Linked DNA regions of Homo sapiens: region 1 is linked to region 2. A link is a loop called in an ENCODE intact Hi-C map of the cell type or tissue named here. Cell type or tissue: chondrocyte. All regions are shown on one strand.

What was found. A loop is a pair of places that touch in the nucleus more often than their neighbours do. Peaks named below come from ENCODE experiments on the same cell type or tissue, not always from the same donor. Only the 100,000 strongest peaks of a DNase experiment are listed, where the experiment ranks them.
Region 1: a loop joins it to region 2, with 9 times the contacts of the local background. A loop is called at or near these places in 4 of 110 quality-filtered maps.

The regions. Positions count from the first base shown.
Region 1 is chr15:20,387,856-20,395,855 of GRCh38, reverse strand. No RefSeq gene overlaps it. Among named protein-coding and RNA genes, the nearest start is that of GOLGA6L6, 150 kb to the left of the region's middle. In chondrocyte, no CTCF peak of the experiment used is centred here; no DNase peak of the experiment used is centred here.
Region 2 is chr15:20,204,194-20,212,193 of GRCh38, reverse strand. No RefSeq gene overlaps it. Among named protein-coding and RNA genes, the nearest start is that of FAM30B, 200 kb to the right of the region's middle. In chondrocyte, no CTCF peak of the experiment used is centred here; DNase peaks (open chromatin) are centred at 4,358 and 7,861.

The DNA of each region.
Region 1 (8,000 bases), 180 kb before region 2:
ATTTAGCCATGAGTAGTAAATTAATATTGTTTTTTTCTGGTAAACTGAAATAAAATGAACATCATAATGAAAAAGGTATTGTATATGTCTCATAAAGAAGATAGAGTTGAACTACAAAACTATGGGTATAAAAGATTTTTACTTCACATTAAATCTTGGAGGAAAAGGAGAAAAGGAGGAAGAAGAGTTGACTGGTAAAGTTCATTATAGCTAATAGTAGGGAACCGATACACCGTATCCAAATTTGGGGGACAGAGATGAGAACATTACATACAAAAGTAAGTATAAAAATTTGAGCATTTGAACGAAAGTATAAAACTTAAATAATAAAAAGTGATAGAAAAAAATAAAATAGAAATGAAACGACCACAAGAGAACTGAAGCCAAACGTATTGATAATATTTAAAAAGTTAGAGAGGCTTACTCACCCTATCCAGAACACTCGAGACAAACCTAAAACAATGAAATCCAGAAAGCCTAAACATAAAAACGTGACAATGATGAACTATGGAGAAGTAGGAAGAGAGTGAAGAATAAAATATTAGTGTCTAGCATGATTACTTTCAGAATAAAATCATAATAGATTCTAGTTCACTTTATAATATTAAAAGTTTTAATACTCAAAGAAAACACCAGATATTAATGTCTATAGCCTCAATAATGCAGCAAAAATCTTCATGAGGAAGAAAATACAGAGCTTCAAGAAAAAATAAAAATAAGTTTGTAAGAGAAAATAAAACTAAAAAATGCTTTAGAGAAAAATACACTAAAATGAAGAATCTAAAACACAGATTCTCAATCCAGGACAAATAAAATCAACAAAAATTAGTAAAGATATAGAAAATGAAAAGAGCATGATTAAGAAGGTAATAAACACACACACAGTCTTTTCAAATAAAAATAGAATATTCATAAAATTTGTTGTAGTTGACTACAAGGAAAAACTTGACACATTACAAGAAAATGAATAATACAAATGTATTAATCAGAAATCACATATAAGTAGAAATTAATGACAAAATTTAAAAAATACTTTACATTTAATAGTATTAAAATATTTTAAATACTGTGATCAAACAGGAAATATAAAAGAAACATATACAATCTCAAAAAATACAATAAAACCTATTGTCTAGATTTATCATATATTGGAGGAATTTTTTATCATTAAAATCAGTATCAACTTCAGCTGATAAACAACTTCAGCAATGTTGCAGGCTATAAAATCAATGTACAAAAAGCACTAGCATTTGTATACACCAACAACAACTAAACTGAGAGCTAAATCAAAAAGGAAATCCCATTCACAATTGCCACACACACACACACACACACACACACACACACACACTACCCAGGAATACAGCTAACCAGGAAGGTGAAAGATCTCTACAATGAGAATTACAAAACACTGCTCAAAGAAATCAGAGAAGACACAAACAAATGGAAAAACATCCCATGCTCATTAATAGGAAAAATCAATGTCATTAAAATGGCTATACTGCCCAAAGTGATTTACAGTTTCAATGCTATTCCTATCAAACCGCCAATGATATTCTTCACAGAACTAGAAAAAATATTTTAAAATTTATATGGAACCAAAAAAGAGCCCAAATACCCATGGCATTGGTTTAGGCAGTGATTTATTCGATATGACCACAAAGGCACAGGCAACAAAAACAAAAATAGACAAATGGGATTACATCAAACTAAACAGCATCAGCACAGCAAAGGAAAAAAATCAGTAGAATGAAGAGACAACCCATAGATTGGGAAAAAAAAATTACATATAACCCATCTCATGAGGAGTTAATATCTAAAATATATAAGAGACTCAAATTACTCAATAACAAGAAAGCAAATAACCCTATTTAAAAATAAACAAAGTACATGAATAGACAGTTCTCAAGAAAAGACATACAAATGGCAAATAGATATATAAAAAATGCTTAAGTACAAAAATTATCAGGGAAATGCAATTTATAAAAACAATAATGACACCTGTTAGAATGCCTATTACCAAAAAGATGAAAGATGGCAAGTGTTGGCAAGGATGTGAAGCAAAGGGAACCCTTGCACTCTGTTGATGAGAATATAAGTCATTACAGCCATTTTGGAAAACATTATGAAGATTTCTCAAACAAATAGAAATGAATTACCATATAATCCAGCAATCCCACTTCTGGGTATATATCCCAACAAAATGAAATCAGTATGCTGAAGAGTTATGTGCACTCCCATGTCCATTGCAGCATTATTCACAATAGCCAAGATACAGAAACAACCTAAGTGTTCAATATGGATGAAGGGGTAAATACACACACACACACACACACACACAATGGAACATTATTCAGCCCAAAAAGGACAGGAAATTCTGTCATTTGCATCAACATAAATGAATCTAGAGGACATTACACTAAGTAAAATAAGACAGGCACAGAAAGACAAATACCACATGGTCTCACTTGTATCTGGAATATAAAAAAGTTGAACTCATAGAAGTTGAGAGTAGAATGATGGTTACCAGGGGTGGGGGGAGTGGGGTGAAAAGCAAAGGGGAGACATTGGTAAATGGGTGCAAAGTTTTAGTTAGACTGGAGGAATAAGTACTGCTGATCGATTGCACAGCATGGTGACTGTAGTTAATAATAATGTATATTTGAAAATGTGAAGGGAATAGATTTTAAGTTTTCTCACCACAAATGAGTATGTGAGGTGATAGACGTTAATTAGCTTGATTTGATCATTCCACAATGTACACGTGTATATAGACATCACAGTGTATGTGATGTACACAATCATTTTTACTTATTGTCAATTAAATATAAAATTCTAAAAAATGAAATAAATCATATAACCATCTTAAGAAAATCTGAAAAAGCCTTAAACAGACAATTCCTGTAAAAAGCACTTAAATACTTCCTTGACACAGTAGATGTAGACGTAGATGTAGATTAGATAGAGATGTAACCCTCCAGCAAACAAGAGTTCTGATTTAATTGTAACACACCAGCAGCTTCTTTATTACTTTTTCTGTTATTTTCCTTTGTCTGGAACTAGACAAGGAAGGCCACCATCTCTATGACAATTCAACGCCATTGTAGAGAAGTTAGCCAATGTGATTAGGCACCAGAAATGGAGTATAAAAATTGGAAAGGAAGAAGTAATGTCACCTTTGATGTAAATGGTATAAACATGCACATAAATGTGCCAATAAAACTCAACAAAATTGGCAGATTTATGGGAAAAAATAAGGGAATCTAGTAAATTCACTAGAGATGTAAATAATATTCAAAAGATCAGTATCTTTTTATGCACATTCAAAAAATAAATACATAAGGAAAGAAAATGACCCACTTAAGATAGAATAGAGATAAATAAAAGAACCACATATAAATTTAACAAGAAACAGCTTTAACAACCAAAAATCTTAAAAATATTCCTGAAAAAAAGGTGGTCTTGAACAAATGTCAACACATATCAAGAAAAACTCAACATGTTAAATGTAATTTTTCCTAAATTAATTTAAAATTGTTAGAATTTCAATTAAAATACCATGCATTTTTATGGAAAAAAAGTAAAACAATGTATAGACAAATTGATTACAGAATACATTTGGAAGTACAAATAAGTGCTTTCTATATTCAATTGAAATTGGAGTGTGTTAATTCTAAGAAGACTATAAAAGTTTAGTTTGTAAATTTTAATCCCCAGGACAACAAATTAGTGTGAAAAGACTAGTGTAAATAAATGAATAAATAATCTTGAAACTAGATAAATTATAGTGAAATGCTTTGTACACATGTTTAAATAACCCAAACAGAAGGCAGAAAAAGGAAGGGAAAAAAGAGAGATAAAAAGCAGAGGGAACTAACAGAAGGTAAATAAGAAAAAATAGACTGAAATCCAAATATATCATTCATTACATTAAATGTAAGTGGTCTTAAAACACTAATGAAAGAGACTAGATTTGGATAATGTATTAAAAGGTAATAAACCAACGCCATCTAAAGTAAACCCACTTTAAGAACAATGATATAGATAGGCTACAGTTAGAAACATGGAAAAAAGTTATACCATGCAAAAACAAATCAGTAGTAAGCTGGAGACAAAACAGAGGTTAGAACAAAGAAAACTAACAAAACAAAAAGAGATAGTATATAAAGATAAAATGATCAATTCACCTAAAAGACACAACAATCTCAAATGGGGATATGTCTAACGAAGTGTTTTATAAATGGAAAAATCTGACAGAAGAGAAAGAAGAAACATACAGATTCACAATAGAGAACTTCAACATTTATCTGTAAATGATAAATGGATAGAAAACCGCAAGAATTTAGAACAACATTATCAAGCAACTGGATCTAATGGATGTTTATAGAACATTCTACTCAAACACATGAATGGCATATTTTTTTCAAGTATATGGGGAACATTCACCAAAACAGACATATTGTAAAGGAAACTTTAACAAATTTGAGTGATTCAAATTAATGTAATATATTATTTATGTACATAGTGTAATTAAACGAGAAATCAAGAGAGACGGGAAATATCCAAATTCTTAGGTATTAAATAGCACATTTCTAAATAATCTAATAAATCCACAATAAAACACAAATACATAGAAAGATACTCAGTATTGTACAGGTGTTCTTGCCATTATTGTAAGGCAAATCTATTAATGAAACAATCAATACATCCATCAGAGCAAACATTAATGTCATTCTACCAAGAAAGGAAGATGTAAAACTGTTTTTATTCCCTGAGGACATCATTTTGTAGAATATCCTAACAAATCTGCATTAAAAACTACTAGAACTAATAAAGAAGTTTAGCAAGGTTGTAAGATGTAAGATCAATAAATTGTATTTTTATGTACTAACAACAAATAATTAAATATGAAATTATGAAAATAATTTATTTTATAATAACATAATATAGAATACTTAGGAATACATTTAATAAAATAACTTCAAGACATATTCAACTAAAACTACAAAGTATTGGTGAGATAATTGTTCCAAATAAATGAAGGCCATTCCATTTTCATTGATTGGAAGACTCAATATTATAAAGACGGCAATTCACCCCAAAATTGATCTATAGATTCAATTCAATGTCAAAATCCAAGCAGAATTTTTTTGTTGTTAAATTTCATAAACTCACCTAAAATTTACCTGAAGATGTAAAGGCCTTTAAGTAGCCAGAAAAACTCGGGAAAAAAAGTAATGCTAGAGGACTTACATTACTTGATTTTAAAACTCACTATAAAGTTACAGTAATCAGTAGGGTATGGTATTGGTATAACTATAAGTATCTGGATCAATAGAAAAAATTGAATATCAATCCAGAAATAAACTTTTCCATTTATGATAAATTAATTTTCAAAACAAAGTTAAGATATTTGCTGTGGAAAGGATAATGTTTGCAAAAAATTGTGCAAGGACATTGGATATCAGTTTTAAGTTGAGGTACATTTTTTATTGTCAACCCAAAACTTCAAAATGGTGTTTTATTAATCTAAAAGGTATAAGAATAGGCATACCTGACTCCCAAACTAGAAATGTGGCTAATCAACCTCACAGGCATGAAATAAAGATGGCTGTGTGAGCACTTGTACTTCATCAATGACAACAGTGTTAATTCCCAGTGCCTTTACTCTTAGAAACATCTGTTAGATTTTGGCCAGTGATACAAACTGACAGAGGAAAATTATGCATAGTACTGTAGCTGGACTCCTGACAAGATCCGGATTAGCAATATGCTGCAACAATTTTTGTAAGTATACATGCAAATACATGTATCCCTCATGCACAAGCACACAGAGACATACATGCAGTAGTTTGAATCAGATAGCTATGTGTATTGATTCAATTTATCTCATTTATTAGCTGTAATTTACAATGAACTGATAGGAAATACAATCCTTCCCATTGTTGTGAATTTTAAATTAGTTGATACATGTCAACCACTTCCCACAATCAACATGTGAACAAGCATGTTTGGATATGCACACTCACACATGCACACAGGCACAATCCTAAACAGCATACCCTTTTCTAGGGAAGAAAAATAAAGTATTTTCCATTTAAAAGGTAAGAGGGGGTATCTGTGTTATATTTCAAGAATTCAAGATCTATTGTTGGTGTCTGTCATTGACAGGCAATAAATCAGAAAAATAACAACCATGACAACCTCATTTGTAATTAGGACAATCAAATTTTCACTTTCATGAATATGGTTAGAGGCTGATGCACAGTAAGATTAACTCCTCCTTGATGCTTCCCACCCCAAGGAAGTCGGGATAAAACCTCCTTAATCTTGAAATCATGTGTATTTATATGATTCATACTCTGTTTTGGATTTCCAACCCAGAAATGGGTCACCACAGAGTGTGTGAATATAAGATTGTGGCAGTAATTGTCATGATCAGGAAATTCATGCTTCAGTGATACTTTCATATATCATACTCTTAATGAAATTGTAGAAATACATAGGAATTCATTTACACAGTCATTCAGGTTTCATTAAGACTAAAGATATTCAGTTTTAAAGTTGTGTAAAGTTTTTAGGACAAAGGCCTAGAACCCAGACTTTCTAGATAGGAAAACAAATCTAAATAACCAATTGGGATGAAAAAATTACTTACTTGCAATGTTGTGAGGCTCCACAAAAATTATGCTTTCTACAGCCATGTGCAGATTATGTGGTAGAGGATGTTTCAAGTTTATATCTGTTTATTAATCTAATTTGATAACTTCAATTTTCTTAATAGACTTATTTTTAATCTTTTAAAAATAACACGGTTTAGAAAATTTTGCACAGGAAATACAAAAAAGCTAATTTTGTGTTGGGCCCAAATGAATATCTGGGAGTCATTATACTAGAGAGCAGAGAATGTTGGGTGAAGTAACTGGGAAAATTACATTAAAAAAAATAGCCAACCAACCACTGAAATTCATATCTGTGGTTAATATTTAAAAAGATCTTACCCTTTGGATATCATAACACATACACATATAATTTTCATAGATTTGACAAGGACTATACTGTAGTATTCCTCAACTAACATTCACAAATCAATGGTTATGCTATGTTACTTTATCATTTTTACAGTGCTTTAACATATCGCACTATGTTTTACACATTTTATCGATATGGTAAGTGAAGTTCGTGGAATTAGGGGAAAGAATTCCATTGCCAGAGCGTAAAGAAGCTTGTCTCAAATCCAGCTTCCCTAATTCTTTTTACTATGCCTATGGTGCTTCATGCAGCTATTAGTATGAAAAGAAGATTTATTGACAAGCATTAAAATTATTAATGGTCATAGAAATAGTACCATCAACATCCTAAAAACAGTAGCGTAAGCCTTGGAATAGCTGTTCTCCTGTTCTCCTGTTAACACTAGCCACATTATCACAAGTGTATTTCTAAATATTATAAATTATGAATTTGTCTACAGCTTCCTTCTGGAGGAAATAACCTCAACATGTGCACTGAGAGGAAACCATAAATCAGTCACGGCAGCAAATGATTGTTTTCTACTTTCTAATCAACACTACCTAAATATCCACCCTCATTTTTCTTATACTATAATTGTACAGAATCATTACTCTTTTTTTAATTCTTAGCCCGTTGAAAGATTTATATTTTCTTGCCATACACCTTGATACTGATATTATTTCCCAGGAAAAATGATATTTTAGCATGGCTATAATGCTCTGCATGGCACTAATATTACAGAGTCTATCTGTAAAATGCCTATGTGATAAACAGGATAATTCCATTTAAATAAGAATAGTGTGGGAGACATAAACCAGGGGATAGATTCGACGAGACATCTTACTCTTCTGCGAGGACTGTAGATAACACCTTATGCCTGGTAACTTATGGAAGAAAAGCACTTAAATATTACTAAGGCTGAGAAATAAGGAAGGGGCTCATTGAACATTGATCATGGACCAGTACCTATCTCATACACTTTGCTTATA
Region 2 (8,000 bases):
AAAAACCACAAAAAACAAAATTAAAACAAAACAGGTAATCGAAATACTGTGACTAGGTTGTAGCATGACTAGATTATGGAGTGCAAGGGATGAGATTTTCAAGATAAAGGAGATAGATCAAGAAATGCCTTTCATGCCACATAAAAGAGTTTTGTTTAGACAAATGGCAGTGGGAGTAGGTTTTGAGCAGGAGGGTGAGAAAGGTAGGACTGAGCCTTTGAAAGTTCTAGTGCTTTAGAAGAGGCTCAGCATTTCAGTTAGGAAGACTGTGTGTAACATAGGTTTGAGATGGTAGTGGTCTCCTCCCCCAGGATGGTGGTGATAGAGATGGAGGGGAGTGGACTGGTTCAGGGGAAATTATTAATAGGAGGTGAAATTGACAGGCTTGGTCATGGGTGGTTGTGAGGGAGAGAAAGTCAGGTGTCTGGCTGAGGAGCTTTGCTGGATGGAAGTGGTATTTGCTTAGGCAACAGACAGGAAGGAGAGTGGTTTGGGAAAGAGGGGGGGATGATGCAAGCATTGCTGAATGTGATGGGCTGTAGGACCAGCAGTGGGGATGTCCACAAGAGTTGGCTATATATCATTGGTGCTCAGTGGAGGGGCCAGAGGATTTGAATATAGTTAATAATTAAAAATGCAGATGTGATTACCAAGGGAGTACATATTATGTAAGAAAATCAAACAATGAGGACGTATCTCTGAGAAACTCCAACCACTCTGAAAAACTCCAAAAGACCATTCTTGGTAACTGTGCCAAGTGAATGGCCTGGTCTCTGAAACTCTACACTCAGACACAGGTCATCCTGGAGAGTGGTGTCCTTCTGGATTGTCACATACCCTGTGAATGAAGCATGTGTTACAACAATAATGGAAAATATGCAAATGAGAAAAAAAGTTTCTCAGTGCCCCACCAACCTAAATTCTGGCTCCACCCCTATTTGTTTTCTCATATTTGTCTGAATTTCTCCAAGGAGCCCATAATCAATGCTGGGTCATTCCTGGAGTCTTGACGGTCACCAGGATTCACCTTTGGCTTTTGTTTCAGTCCAAAAGTAAGAGTTAGTGTCATGTGTGAGGCAAACACATGCTGCGACTTGTTTGAGGGAACACTGAGATTTCAAGTTGAGGAAAAGCCTTCTGGTACATGAGGTCGATTGTAGAATGAAAATGAATATGAATATTGAACTTTCCTGCCAGCAGTCTGCAGGCTTCTGATTTCAGGCCCCTGCAAACTGTTATTTCCTGGGCTTGTTTTTAAAAGCAGAGCCCAAACTTATTTCTGAGAAAGGACAGAATTAAAATTCAGCAGATAGTTGTTCATGCTGTATAAATAAATTCCTCTTCAGAGAGTGAAGGAATCCTTTTTCTCAGGGACCACAGGACTGCTTATAATGACTGTTTTCCTCACATCAAGAGCTCAGTCTTTGTGGCACCTTGACTTTTTTTGGAGGGGGCAACCAGTAGCTGTTGTCTAAATGTATGTCATGTACATTAATTTTTACCATGAAATCTGAATGTTTGGGGATATACAAGTAAATGTTTCTTGACATATGATTTCCCCAAAGTGAATATAAAAATGCCCTGATCTTGAATTGAAAAACAGAACATGTGGTTAAACTAGCAAAGACAGAAAACACTATAGTAAATATTGTCGTTCAATGATCAGCTAAACTAAAGCTGATTATTGAAGGTTTCTCCTTATTTTGTGCTTACTTCCTATCTCTCCCCGTTTCTTGTAGTTTTAGAATTCCAGATTCTCTTATGTGTTATCATGTTGGGGGTCTACTTTGATCAAGAATAGCATTTTTTAATATACTATTCCTCTGAACAATATAAGCAGCCCCTATGTTGTATTGATCTATTACTCTGACACTACTTTAAACAGACAAATAAGCAAACATTCTGATTCCTTTATGGGCCTTTTATCAGATTTTGGTGGGACTCTTTCAACAAATAGCTGATGTAACTCAGTTAGTTTTGACACTGCTAAACTTGTGGAAATACCTCTGAGGCTAGCAGGCTTCTGGCCACCATGTACTTTTAGAAACTAAGTTGTAACACTCAGTGACAGTGTTTATTCCCATGGAAAAATGTAATAATTAAAGACTGAATTCCTTGGACAGGGATATTTGGCCGGATACTTAATGATGTCATTAAAGAAAAAACACAACAGCACAAGTTTCCAAACCAATAAAAAAATAGTAAAACTGTTTTCTAGCTTCTTTAAAATGGGCTTACTATATTGTTACTTTGATTTTAGCAGGGACCCTAATGATTGACAAAATGTACTCGTAGTACATGAAAATACAACTCCACTGTGGTGTAAATTTTCTCTAAAACTAATATGCTGGTGATAATAAACATTACGCATTTAACTAACAACAATTTTGCTTCGTTTGCAGAATTTAGAAAAGCTTTTTGGTAGCATTTTGGAAGGCTCAGATTTCTTTAAGACATCTGTCTAGGGAAATTTGAACTAATTTCTCTTTTATTTCCCTCTTGTAAAAATTCCCATTAGCAAGCAAATGCATTCAAAACCATTCCATTGATCTTATAACTGTGTTTTATAACAATAGCCATGAGCTTTTCCTTTCTATCCTGTGGGCTGAAAGCACTGCAGTGGGGTGTCTGAATGGCACACAGGAACCAGGGGAACTGGGAAGTGAGGGGCAGCCAGCTTTGAGAGGGACCCCGGTCTGTCTTTCTAGCACAGCAAATGTCAGGGGAAAGGGATTTGGCTTCACCCTTTTTGTTTTCTGACCCTGTTTCCAGGAAGACTTTGTAAAAGTTGAAGACTGCCAGGAACTTATTTAAAACTATAATGGAAGTTTAAAAATGATCATAAAATGCCAGTTTCATGACAGCTTCATGACAAAATCACAGTTTGGCCTTCTTCTCCAAAAACCAAAGAATTCCTACGAAGCAAAGCACCCACCCCAAATTCAGTCACATCCCATCTTTACATTTCTCCCAGTACCTTCTGGTCCTATCAGTTCAATGTCATGCTGAGGATATAAAGGCCCAGGAACAAATGTGGCAGGGGATGGGTTCAATTTATCTGATGCAACCCTGCTGAAATTGTCTTTTTCTACAGACATTTTATCAAGTCATAGGAGAGTTTAACTTTCTCTCTTTTCTAATTAGTTCTATGAACTTATCTATTTTCCTCATATTTTCTAACCCAGTCCTAGAGAGAAATTTGACCTTTATAATGACTACAATATATCAAGTACTGATATGCCAGGTAAAATGCTAAATATTACATGTATTATTATAATTATTTGAGACAGGCTCTCACTCCTGTCTCCCAGACTGGAGTGTAGTGGTGCCATCTTGGCTCACAGCAGCCTCAAATTTCAAAGTTCAGGTGATCCTCCCACCTCAGCCCCCTGAGTAGCTGGGACTACAGGCAAGTGCCACCATGCCTGGCTGGTGTGTGTGTGTGTGTGTGTGTGTGTGTGTGTGTGTGTGTAGTTTTGGTAGAGATGGGGTTTCACCATGTTGCTAGGGTGGTCAAACTCCTGGACTCAAGCGGTCCACTCACCTCAGCCTCCCAAAGTGCTGGGATTACAGGCGTGAGCCACTGTGCCTGGTCTGTGATACATATTATTGCATTGAATCCCCAAGTAAGTTAGAGATTCTTAGTCTCTCTACAGTTAAGGAAACCAAGGCTCAGCAGGATCATACAGCAAGATTTCCCCTGATTGCATGGCTAGTAAGTGTTGAGGCTGAGATTCTAACTGAGGTCTATCTCATGGAAAACCCATGCTCACAGCCACTGTGCTGTGTGCTCTTCCTGTCTGGATGTGGTCCTTGTCTGGGTACCTCAGTGTTCTCATGAGGCACCTCTGGCTTCTGAGATGTAGACAGAAACTAGGTATTAGGTTGGTGCAAAAGTAATTGCAGTTTTTGCCATAAAAGTATGTTTTAGAATTAACATCCCAAATGAAAGGTACTTGAAGTTTAAGCCACTCTGAATACTAATAAGATACATAGTGTAATAGTAACATATGCCTGAGACCCAGCCTAATATTCTTCTTTGAATTCACACTTAACACTCACTCACGCAACCAATTTTATTGAAGCGCTCTTTGTGCAAGAAAGTCCACTTTGAAACTAGAGTTCTCCAGGGAAACAAAAGCCTCCTTAGAAACAATGTTGGAATCTGGATTGCTGTGGAAGAAACTTAAAAAGCTTGAGTCCCTTCCACTTCTATTCTTGGATGGGTTTTGGCCCCTAGCTGGTTCAGAAATTCTTTATCCTCATTTAGATTCTCTAAAGGAGTGGCTCATTCCAGCCCAGCACAGCCTCATTCTGCCCATAGCAGGTTTCCACCCTGGCTCTGCTCCCCCGCAGCGCGAGCACCAGGAGGGGACAGTGCTGGGCCCACTTTGCATAGGGGCATGTATGACCCAGGCAGGGCGGACTCTCTGTGGAAAAACCTCAGGGCTGCTTTCTGGCTTTAGTCATATTCGTTAGATGAAACTTGTAGGTGTTACTAAGACATTCTGCGCCCTGAAATTGGGAGTGGTTTTGAAAACTGGTCTCAACTATTAGATTCCGAACAACTAAGCTTCCACATTCATTGACAGTTACGTGCAGCAAAGAAGTCTTTCTCATTGCCTGTTTTTCCATCCTTCTATGTGCAAACACTATGTATCTTATTAGTATTTAGAGTGGCTTAAACTTCTAGTACCTTTCATTAGGGATGTTAATTCTTAAATACACTTTTAATGGCAAAAACCGCAATTACTTTTGCACCAACCTAAAACCTAGATGTTTCTGTCTACATAGTCAGATAGTGAGTGGAGGCAGTGCAAGAGATGTCAGTTTTGCAGCTTGCTTTTCTTCAGTTCCTCGCATCAGATTCTGATTCTCTTTTCAGACACCTGTTTCTCCTCGTTTTCTAGTTTCTGGTAGTATTACCTCAGAATCTAGAGCTAACCCCCGAGTGCTCCTTGGCTGAGAGCACTTTAATACCTAATGGATGATAACAGGATCTAACATGGAGTTGTGGAGAAATCATGGACACAGGATTTATTTATTTAATAAATATATTTATTGTCACTACATGGAGAGTACACCATACTCACCTCTGGATGAGTGGGGAAACTGCTGATATGAGGTCATTTCCCCAAAATGACGCTTTTGTTATCATGTCAGGGTGGCTTTACTTCCACCATTAGTTGCTTCCTTTTTTTTTTTTTTTTTTTTTTGAGATGGAGTCTCACTCTGTTGCCCAGACTGGAGTGCAGTTGCATGATCTCGGCTCACTGCAACCTCTGCCTCCTGGGTTCAAGTGATTCTCGTGCCTCAGCCTCCCAAATAGCTGGGACTACAGGCATGCACCACCACGCCCGGCTAATTTTTGTATTTTTAGTAGAGACAGGGTTTCACCATGTTGGCCAGGCTGGCTCGTACTCCTGACCTTAAGGGATCTGCCTACCCTGGCTTCCCAAAGTGCTGGGATTACAGGCGTGAGCCACCATGTTCAGCCTGCTTCCTTTTTTAAAACCAATTTTTTCCTATGCTGATATTCTAGGAAATGTTAGTAAGCATACAGTAAAATGTGCTCAAAGTGCACATAAACCTGGGACATGTTGGAGTTAAACAAAACTAAATAGTTTTCTTAGCTGCAGGGTGCCCAGAGCCTGCAACGTACGAATGTGTGTCATAATTGTTCACAAAGGGCTCCATCATGTTAAGCATTTCCTAGTTATTTGACCATAGAACTTCTTTTTTCATGGCAAGTCTATTAATAGCTCCTAGAACAGAGTTCCAGTGATCATTGTGTGATGAACACTGAAGGTCTTTTTCAAAAGCTTTGAAGGTTCTTGTCAAAAGTACATGCATTATCCAGGAGAGGAAATGCAATTGACCACCACTATCCCAGAATAAGCTGGCTGAAATTAGCTAGCTAATCTCACTTGGCAAGGCCTGAACAACAGCTTCCTCTCTCTTGAGTTTGAATCCCTGTCTGTCATTTCTGCATGATCTATGCTAATTTTTGACCCCACTGGTCCTCTTTCTTGCCCCACAATTTATCCTCCCTAACTGACACAGATATAGTGGGCATCAGAGATAATGTTTTCCAGGCTCCAGCAAGAGCCACCCTTTCAACCCCCAGTCCCAACAACGAAACACTGTAAGAAGCTTTGTCTATGTCAGGCATTCTCTGGCTTACAAGGAGGAAAGATTTTCCTTCCTAACCTAACTGAACTTAATCCTGAACTTAATCCTGAAATCTTCTCATCGCTTTTTCACCTCTGAAAAATGTGACCTTAATCAAACATGACTGCTAAATATTGGACAGGGTGAGAGCCACAGAGAATCAAAAGGAAACATGCTGAAAGGTAGTGTGTATGTGTATTAAACTTTCCTGAGCAATTTCAAAGAGGTAGTAGTTGTGTGAAGGGTAGAATATTTGTACCATGATTTGGATTTGGTAGAAATCTTTTCAGTCAGCAGTGAAGGCAAACTGGTCATAGAAGTCCTACCCACCCTTCTATCTCAACCAACTTCTAAGGCATGGAGACAGGTAATTAAGACATCACCTGGGGCTCTACTTGTCAGATCCCCAAAAGAACTTTCACAATTAAGTTCTTTAAGATCATTTGGGTGTTATGCCTTATGTTTATTTAGCTCTTTAGAGTTTGTCAAATACTTTCACATATCTTATCCAAACTGATTTAAAAAATTATTTGTATTTTACTTTTTAAATTAAATTAATTCATTTTGGCCTGGTAATGTCACAAAAAATTATTTTTAGAACGGTTTTAGGTTTACATAAAAATTGGCCTGAAAGTGAAGAGGATTCCCACTTACCTACATTTTCTTCTCCCTGAAGTTTCTTTTACTATTAATATCTGGCATTACTGAGGTATATTTGTTACAATTCATCAATCAGTATGGATACATTATTATTAAATGAAGTCCACAGTTTACATCAGGGCTCATCTTTGTGTTGTGCAGTCTGTGGGCCTTGAAAGACGTAAAATGTCATGTATCCACCATTAGAATATCATAGAGAATAGTTTCACTGCCCTAAAAATATGATGTGTTCCACCTGTTCATCCTCGAGTCCCTGGCAATCATTGGTCTATTTCCTGTCTGTATAGTTTGCCTTTTCCAAATGTCATGTAGTTGGCCAAATTGACTTTAATCTTCATGACAACTCTGTAGCTAGGCAAGTTTTATTATCTCATCTTAGATGAAAGAAGTTCAGTGAGATGAAGTGACTTATCTGAGGACTCACGCTCAAGGGTACCCAAGCCAGGACTAGGACCAGCTAAAAGCATGAACACCAGCCAATCTCAGAAAGGGGTTAATTGCTGAAGACATAGACTATTAGCTTACAGGAGCCCTCTCAGCCCAAGCACTTTAATTTCTTAGTAGCTACAAGGAGGAAGATTGCACATCTTCAAAGGAAACTAGATGCATGATATTGGTGAGATGAGACTTGGAGGTGACTTCACAGATGACGGGTTTAATGCCCCATAATTATGAAGGAAGGCCAGTCTCTGCCAGTCTGACTCAGAGGGCTTACTGAGTCATCCTATTTGTCCTCTGCTGCTATTTATGGGCTTCCCAGTTGCTGATATTTGCCGGGCTGGTCTCCAGCTCCTAACCACGAGTGATCTGCCAGCCTCGGCCTCCCGAGGTGCCGGGATTGCAGACGGAGTCTTGTTCACTCAGTGCTCAATGTTGCCCAGGCTGGAGTGCAGTGGCGTGATCTCGGCTAGCTACAACCTCCACCTCCCAGCCACCTGCCTTGGCCTCCCAAAGTGCCGAGATTGCAGCCTCTGCCCAGCCGCCACCCCATCTGGGAAGTGAGGAGCATCTCTGCCTGGCCGCCCATTGTCTGGGATGTGAGGAGCCCCTCTGCCCGGCTGCCCAGTCTGGGAAGTGAGGAGCGCCTCTTCCCAGCTGCCATCCTGTCTAGGAAGTGAGGAGCATCTCTGCCCGGCTGCCCATCGTCTGAGATGTGGGGAGCGCCTCTG